Linked DNA regions of Homo sapiens: region 2 is linked to region 1. A link is an interaction called in ENCODE POLR2A ChIA-PET data of the cell type or tissue named here. Cell type or tissue: GM12878. All regions are shown on one strand. Each heading gives the region's core, and the rest is flanking DNA. Links, peaks and the distances in the headings are about the cores only. Region 1 has its middle 370 kb from the start of ERCC4. Region 2 has its middle 480 kb from the start of ERCC4.

Region 1 (4,394 bases), core at 311-4,310:
AAAGTACAATTGGTAGGCCGGGAGCGGTGGCTCATGCCTGTAATCCCAGCACTTTGGGAGGCCGAGGTGGGCAGATCACGAGGTCAGGAGTTCAAGACCAGCCTGGCCAGCATGGTGAAACCCCGTCTCTACTGAAAACGCAAAAACTAGCCAGGCAAGGTTGCAGGTGCCTGTAGTCCTAGCTACTGGGGACGCTGAGGCAGGAGAAATGCTTGAAGCTGGGAGGCGGAGGTTGCAGTGAGCTGAGATCTCACCACTGCACTCCAGCCTGGGTAACAGAACGAGACTCCATCTGAAAAGAAAAAAAAATACAATTGGTAAAGAGGTGGGGACGCATTTTGCTTCAGCTTTGTGTTTTTTCTGCTAGAAAATAGAAAATCAGTTGTAGTGGAATAAGTGAAGTAGTCAGAAAATAAGATGCAGGCTTCTCCAGAATGAGAGGTCTGTGTTCATCTCTGCAGAGAAACCAAGAGCGAGGAGCTCAGGCTCTGCAGGGAGCTGGATCTGCTCTCCTGAAATTCATGAAATCCTCACCAGAGGGAGTCTCCCCGGTGGTTCCCCATCATCCCACAAATTAATATTAACAACACCCTTCCATTTGTGCTTTCTTTTGACTTTGGAGGAAATGCATTCCTGTCTATGTTCCGTTTGTATTTTTAAGCTTCCACCGAGGTGGGAAGGGCAGGTGTCACGATGCCATTTCAGAGGCAGCAACCACCAAGACATGGCAGTGGTCTTCATGCACCTTCTATGGTATCGGGCTTTGTGGCAAGTGCTTTTGTTACCTTAGCTGATTTCATCCCTGCAACAACCCTGGAGGTAAATGTATTAATATCGCCATTTCGCAGTTGAGTAAATTGAGGATAAAAACAGCAACAACTTGCTCGAGGTCACAACGGATGACGCTGCTATTTAAAGCCAGGTTGGCTTTGAAAAGACCGGCCCAGGGGGTGGTGGAGCCTGGGGTGCTTTAGAATAATGAGATTTTTTTTAAAGCCTTATTTTTAAACAGTTTTTTTTTAAGTGAGAATAGCCAGACCCACTTCACAAGGTCAGGCTAGCTCTCTTCACTTCTAATAATTGGCCTCTGTCCCAAGGGAGCAATTCTCTGTGGGAAGCAGAAGTTACAAAAGCCACAAAAGGAGCAAAAGATGACCATGTTCAGGCTGTTGACTATAGCAGAGTTTCTCAACCACAGGCGCTATTGATCTCTTGGGCCAGATAATCGTTTGTTGTGGGGGCCTGTTCTGTGCACTGTGGGATATAGAGCCACAATGCTGGCCTCTGCAATCTAGATGCCAGTAGCACCCTCCATCCATTGTGACAACAAAAAATGTCTCCAGACATTGCCAAATGACCCCTGGGGGACAAAAACACCCCTGACTGAGAACCACTGGACCACAACCTGCTTTCTGAACACCTGCTATGTGCCAAGCATTAAATGATGTGTTTTAGTTCACTTGCTCTTCCCAACAACTCCAGAAAGTAGGACTATTCATTTCCCCATTCTGTAAGTGAAGAAACTGAGGCACCAAGAGGGCAGATTACTTGACTAAGATGACACATATTTTTCCACCATCTTCTATTACCACTTCCAATATTAGCAACTACTATTGAACACTCTATCTCATTCTACGCTAGGCACTGTGCTTTACATGATCTGTTTTAAGTTTTACCGCAAATCTCTACAGTAGCTACCACTAACCACTACCATTTTACAGGTGGGAGAACAGAGGCCCACCTAGCAAAAAGGTAAAGCAGGGATTCGATCTTGTGTCCATGTGACTTAAAGCCTAAGTGCTCACCAGGTCTAAAATACCACTACCATAGCAGAGAGAAAAGATTAGATTGGAACTCCAGAACCGAAACACATGCTTTCATTTGAGCATTTCCTGGCTTGTGAGCCAGGCACAATGATTTTGAATAACTGAGCTGCTATTTAAAAAAAAAGAAAAAAAAAATCGTGCAACTGAATTCTAAAGAAAATTTCTTGTGGCTTCATTGTTAAACCTTAACCATCCCTTCGCTGTGAATCACCACCAAACTGTTCACTGTGCTTTAGTTAGCGCCAATTAACTCCTTACAATTGAGCATATTTTCCACTATTACAGGGGCTGCATAAAATCTTCCAACTGGGGAGGCCCAGAAACATCAGAATCCAAACCAGATGATGATCCACATCTCATTGTGACCCAAAATAAACCAGTCACGGCTGTAAAGGATTACAAATAAAATCCTATTAAAATCTAGCATGCACCAGGTCCTCTAAAATAGCACAAGACCACAACTATGAGTGTTCTGGGAGAATATGCTTCCTCTATTTTGGGGGGAAAGTAAAAAGTATAAAAAAAAATAACTAGCATCTATTCCTTTTTCCTCTTGGTAATAAAAAGCACAGGTTTTGGCTGGGCATCTTCTGCCTCTTACATACAGAGTCTCTTCCTCACCTCCAGGGGTGGGCTCTGATTGGCTTAAACCAAGCTACATACTCCAGGAAGCCATTCTGATTGGTTCAAACCTAATAAAATGTGAGCCAATGAGAGAGGAGATCTAGTTGCTAGAGATTAAAAAAAAAAAAAAACACCTTTCATGCCTACCTGAGATAACTACAGGGAAGGGCATGGGGATAAGGAAACAGAGGACTTATATGCTACAAGTCTGGTATTTATTTTTGCTATAAATACTCTATTATAAATTAATGAAAAAAATCATGGTAAAATCTCTGTGACACAAGAACTCTCACATTTGTTTCCTTTTTTTTTTTCTTTTTCTTTTCTTCTCTTTCTTTTTTTTTTTTTGATGGAGCCTGGAGTACAGTAGTTCAATCTTGTCTCACTGCAACCTCCGCTTCCCAGGTTCAAGCAATTCTCCTGTCTCAGCCTCCCGAGTAGCTGGGATTATAGGCATGTGCCACCACACCTAGCTAATTTTTGTATTTTTAGCAGAGACGTGGTTTCACCATGTTGGTCAGGCTGGTCTCGAACTCCTCACCTCAGGTGATCCACCTGCTTCGGCCTCCCAAAGAGCCACCGTGCCCAGTTCATTTGTTTTCTTAATGCCCCAGGTTGCATCTAAAAGAAGATGTGGGAAATACAAAGGACTCCTGCAAGCTCCTGGCAGCCATTTTGAATCATGAGGGGCATTGCTGTTAGGGTGAGGAAGAAAAGAAGAAGGTGGAGAGAAGAGATGGGAAACATCCCTGTGCCTTGGGTTAAATCCCATTTGAGGCCATATCTCCTTGTGGAATATTCATTTACTCAAATCAATAAATCCCTTTTGACGTTCAAGGCAACTTGAACTGGACTTTCTATTAACTTCAAACATCAGATTTCTGGTATATAATTAGTATTAACTAAGACCAGGAACCTGACTTATCTCAGCCCTAATTTCCAAATCTAGTCAGAGAGGATGAAAGTCTTTAGGGTTGTTGAGAGAATTAAATGAGCAAATAACCTATATAGACTGTTAGTACAGTGCTTGGTTATCATAAGCACTTTATAAATTTTAACTATTATTATCCCTGAAATAACCTACCTGTACAAAACTGTATCATGAACACAACATTTTTTCTGGGCTTATAAACGTTAATCCTGACTTCCATATAGAAGCGTTTTTTGATAATGAATAAAGATGGTATAACCTTCCTCAGAGCTTTCCAAAAAAATAAAAGAGGAAAGACAGCACATTCTTCCACCGAAATGTGAGAACATTTGGTAGTTCCTTTATATACCAGGAAAACAAAGGATACGTGGGGGTTACATGAGAAGAAACAATTTTGAATGAACAAGCAATCGAATTGGTTTAAAAATGAGCAAGAGAGAGAACTTGTACAACAAGCGTGTCAGACAAACCCAGAGGTCTGCAAATAACATGGACTGCCTGGGGAGGTAGCAAGTTCCCCACTCCACCCAAAGTGCAAGCAAACATACTGTGGCCATTTGTCATAGTGGAGCATACAGCGAGTACTGGCCCCACTGAGCTTTAAGGCTACCTACTAGACTGATACTCCCTTGTTCTCTTCCTGAGGCCCTTTGTCCCACGTTACTTAGATGGAGGGAAGTGGAAAGGTATTTTGTATTTACAGGTAAAATAACTATCCACCTCTCAGCCCCACAGTGCAGTTTGGCCTGGGGAGGTAGGACTTTGGGGAATCAAATCTTATCTAGGTTCAGTTCCTCACTCTGCTACTCAGATCTTACTCTATATGCTCAGTGGCAAACAACCTCACACTGCTGGTTCTCAGTTTCCTCATTTGTTAGAAAAACAAAAGAGAGAAAATATGGTCGGGCTTGAGATTATACAGATGTAGATGAGATGAGCTATGCAAAGCACTTAGCCTAACCAGACAAAGCCACTTTCCGATTCCACCCTTTCAAATCTCCCTGAGTTCCTCC
Region 2 (4,394 bases), core at 232-4,231, 120 kb before region 1:
CTCGGCGTCCCAAAGTGCTGGGATTACAGGCATGAGCCACCGTGCCAGGCCTAGAAAAGCTATGTTTTATACATAGTAAGTACTCAATAATTCTCATTAGAATGAAGAATAAATGAACGAATAAATGAATAGGAGAGGATTGGTATTTCAGGTTTTTAGTGGAACTTCAATTAAGCAAGTCGGTAGCATTCAACCAGCCCATTAGCCAGTCTTCTGATTACAAAGTAGTTGGAGCCTGTTTTGTTTAGAAAGAGATTGGTGCTTTTCAGAATGCACTGTGAGCAGAGAAAGCCTTTGGGGCTTAATTAATAATCCCTGTTTAAAATGAAAAATACACTAAAACTACAAATGTGTTGTGTGACAAGATTTCAGCCCTGTAGGTAATCTGTTCTTTTTTCAAACATACTTTCCTCTCTATTTACTGAATCCATTATGTTAATTAAGGAAAACACCAGCTTCCAGGAATATCCCAAGGATTTGTTTTTGATTTTTGTAGTAAAGCCTCTATCATTTTAACCATATTTATTCCCTGAAAGGATAGATGTACCCATTCTTAGAATCTTTTTTTTTTTTCAGTAAATGTAACTGAGATAACTATATGTCAGGAGCACTTAGAACTGCAAAGACTTCAAAGAGGTTCAGCAAGAACTCTCCCCACAAGGAATCTGAAATGTGGTTGAAAAGATGAGATAGATGCACATAACAAAGTTAAATAAAACATCAGGCAAATGACAGTAAACTATGTCACAAGAAAGGACAGAAAGCTGTGTGTGATCAAGCCCACCTTGGTGGAAAATGACACTTGTTCCAGTGGGGGTTTTTGTTTTTATAACTTTACATTCTTTGGAATATGACTGGAAAAGGCACTTTTCAATGAGTCAGCTAATACACAAACTATCCCAACCCTTTGAAAATTACTTCTGCTGGGCTCAGCCTTGGCAAAAACCTGAGGGGAAAAAAAAGAGTACATCCTACAGCCTCTGATGTTATCAAGCCAGGTTCATTCTGCCCACACGCAGCAAGCCAATCACTGAGGTGACAGGTTTTGCAAAAGAGTGAAGATTTGATTCACAAGGCTGCTGTGCTGGGAGACAGAAGAACAAATCTCAAATCCTCTCCCTGAACATAGGGCTTGGGGGTACTTCTGGGATAGGAAGCAAGGTGGTCTAAAGTGTGAGGAAATGTGATTGTGTGGTAGGAAAGGTGAGGGAATCAGGTTTCTGTGCAAGCATAAGTGAGCTGTATGGCTCTTCACAGGACTCATGTGAAGAAAATGATGGCTTTAGCATAACTTGAGGGTGGAGTTTTGGACCTCTGCTGTCAAAAGTCACTGTTGGGGCACCCTTGTAGGCCCAGTTGAAGGGTCAGCTATCTGAACTGGCTTGAACAGAACAAGAGCTGCCCCCTAGTGTCAGAGGTGTTAGAACCAGAGTGACTCCGTCTTGAATACAGACTGGGTAAAATAAGGCTGAAACCTACTGGGCTGCATTCCCAGGAGGTTAGGCATTCTTAGTCAACAGGATGAGACAAGAGGTCAAAAGATACAGGTCACAAAGACCCTGCTAGTAAAAAAGGGTGTCGTAAAGAAACCAGCCAAAACCTACCAAATCCAAGATGGCGACTAAAAGTGGCCTCTGGCCATTCTCACTGGTCATTATATGCTAACCATAATGCATTAGCATGCTAAAGGACAATTTCACCAGTGCCAGGGAAGTTTAAAATGCCATGGCAATGTCCATAAATTACCCCATATGGCCTAAAAAGAAGAGGAACCCTCAATTCCAGGAATCCCTCAGCCCTTTCCCAGAAAACTCATCAATAATCTACCCTTTGTGTAACATATGATCAAGAAATAACCACAAAAATAGTCAATCAGCAGCTCTCAGGGGCTGCTCTGCCTATGACGTAGCCATTCTTTTATTCCTTTACTTTCTTAATAAACTTGCTTTTACTTTACTCTGTGGACTCACCCTGGATTCTTTCTTGCATGAGATCCAAGAAGCCTCTCCTGTGGTCTGGATTGGGATCCATTTCTGGTAATACTAGTTCCTGAAAACCAACTTTAGGCACCTGTTACTATAGTGACACACAGTCAGAGATGTTATCCCCCCAGGAAGCTAGTGGGAGTTGAGTCACGTATTGTTTGGCCACGTGATTTGCTAGTGGGAGTTTTTAAGATCAACCAGAAGTAAATGATTAAAAGCAAGCAAGGCAGTGAAGTTTGACGGGCTTAATCAGGGTAACCTTTGGTTTCACCAACAGTTCAAAGCAAAGTCTTAAATGGGGGCAGGCAAGAGAGCATGTGCAGGGGAACTGCCCTTTATAAACCGACATCTCTCATGAGACTTACTCATTTTCATGAGAAAAGCACAGGGAAACCCCACCCCATGATTCAGTTACCTCCCACCGGGTCCCTCCCATGGCACATTACGGGAGCTGCAATTCAGGATGAGATTCGGGTGGGGACACAACCAAACCACATCGTTCCAGAAAAATTAGGGATCTTTGGTTCACAAAAAAGATTTTCAAGTTTTTACTCAAAAAAAAATGTCATGGAAACATCTGGGGGGATTGGTTGCCATGGTTACTGTAAGATGATATGGCTTCAAAAAAGATGGACATTAAAAGGCTCCCCTCCCACTCTACCCTGGGGAGAAAAGAGATTTCTGTGATGATGATGGTTACTAATTACTCAGCACTTATCTATTCCAGCCTGAAATCTAAGCACTTTAAACATATTAATATGCCCAACCACTCAGTAAAAAAGACATTATCAATATTCCAATTTTACGGATGAAAAACTGGAAGTGGAGAGAGGTGACCCCTTTTGCCCGAGGCTGAGCAGTCAGTAAGCAGAGAAGCCCGGATGAGACCCAGCCTGGCCCCAGGGCCCGTGTGTTTACCCTCTTCTGTGTTACCTCCCAAGCCATAAACAACTCGGTTACTGTGATTCTACTGAGAAGATCCTGATAGCTTGCAATTCCCTCTGCTGTGAACTCCCCCACTGAATTCTGGGGGCCCAGAGCATTTCTCAAGTCATTATTGATATCAGCTTTTTTCCCCCAGATGATCCTTGACTCATGGGGAAAGGGATCCAAGGTCCTATCAGTGAGGACAGCAAAAATAATCAAAGGCTTGACAATTCCAAGTGGTGGATCTAAGAGAAGGCAAGTCTAAGTTCCTAGCACTTTTTTTTTCTTTTTTTTTTTTTTTTTTGAGACAGAGTTTCACTGTTTTTGCCCAGGCTGGAGTGCAGTGACGTGATCTCAGCTCACTGCCACCTCTGCTTCCTGGGTTAAAGCCATTTTCCCGTCTCAGCCTCCCAAGTAGCTGGGATTACAGGCATCCGCCACCAGGCCCAGCTAATTTTTGTATTTTTAGTAGAGATGAGGTTTCACCATGCTGGCCAGGCTGGTCTCGAACTCCTGACCTCAGGTAATCCACCCACCTCGGCCTCCCAAAGTGCTGGGATTACAGATGTGAGCCACCGCACCCGGCCTCAGCACTTTTTATACCATTTCAATAACTGTGAGAATATCTGCAAGGCATTCACCTTGTGTGACCCTTAGTTTGCTCATCTGGAAAGTGGCAATGAAATCATTTTCTTAAGATTCTGGGAGGTTTAGACGAGGTTAAGTATGCATTGGGCACATAGGAGGTGCTCAAACAGTATCAGTTCCCCAATACCCATCATTGTGGCGTTTGTATCACAGAGACCTAACAGCATCTACCTATTTTCTATCTCTAACAGTAGCTAGCACACTCTTACATATCTAGTAGTGCTTTGATAGCTATTTGAACAAATCTTAAATAATCATTTTATTTTGTACATAAGACATTAAGCTACAAAAATAAAGAAAAGGAGAGAGCATAGCTGACACTTTGGAGAGAAAATGTCCTTACAGAAATGTAACTGAAAAATTAGACATATCATTGTTATTCGGTATTTCTCAAAAATGTATGGGAGTTTGCTGTTGCAAATAGGGGGAAAATAATCATTTCATTATGACTACTGAAAAGTTTTGGCAAACTGTGAAGACTATGTAACCGCTGGAGAAGAACCAGAAGTAAGCAGTGAAAATTCATTAAAAGGTCAGAAAATAAAAGGCCTATGTGAAAAGGTTAAAAATAATTGGGATTAGTTAGCCCAGAAAGGAAAAGACTAAACGGCAACTTAATTACTGTCTTTATTCCTTTGCAAAATGAGGTCCGCTCCATCCCAGCTGTCTCTGATAATGAGAAAACTAGAAAAAGTGACCCTAAAAGAAAGCAAGGGAAACGTAGGTCATTCTTGGGACATTTTACGGGAGAGAGCAAACATTTAAAATCCCGCCATTTGTGAAAATATGGATGCCCCTAGAGGACATCATGCTAAGTGAAATCAACCAGACACA

What was found. Peaks named below come from ENCODE experiments on the same cell type or tissue, not always from the same donor. Only the 100,000 strongest peaks of a DNase experiment are listed, where the experiment ranks them.
Region 2: POLR2A ChIA-PET joins it to region 1 with 14 read pairs; 2 of 35 experiments call an interaction of 5 or more read pairs at or near these places.

The regions. Positions count from the first base shown.
Region 1 is chr16:13,551,732-13,556,125 of GRCh38, forward strand. It overlaps a transcript of SHISA9 not described here. Among named protein-coding and RNA genes, the nearest start is that of ERCC4, 370 kb to the right of the region's middle. In GM12878, for the core only: no CTCF peak of the experiment used is centred there; DNase peaks (open chromatin) are centred at 1,120 and 1,850.
Region 2 is chr16:13,434,667-13,439,060 of GRCh38, forward strand. It overlaps a transcript of SHISA9 not described here. Among named protein-coding and RNA genes, the nearest start is that of ERCC4, 480 kb to the right of the region's middle. RefSeq lists enhancers at 2,003-2,172, 2,413-2,472. In GM12878, for the core only: a CTCF peak has its summit at 1,399 (motif pointing left); DNase peaks (open chromatin) are centred at 2,205 and 3,629; H3K27ac peaks cover 1,731 bases.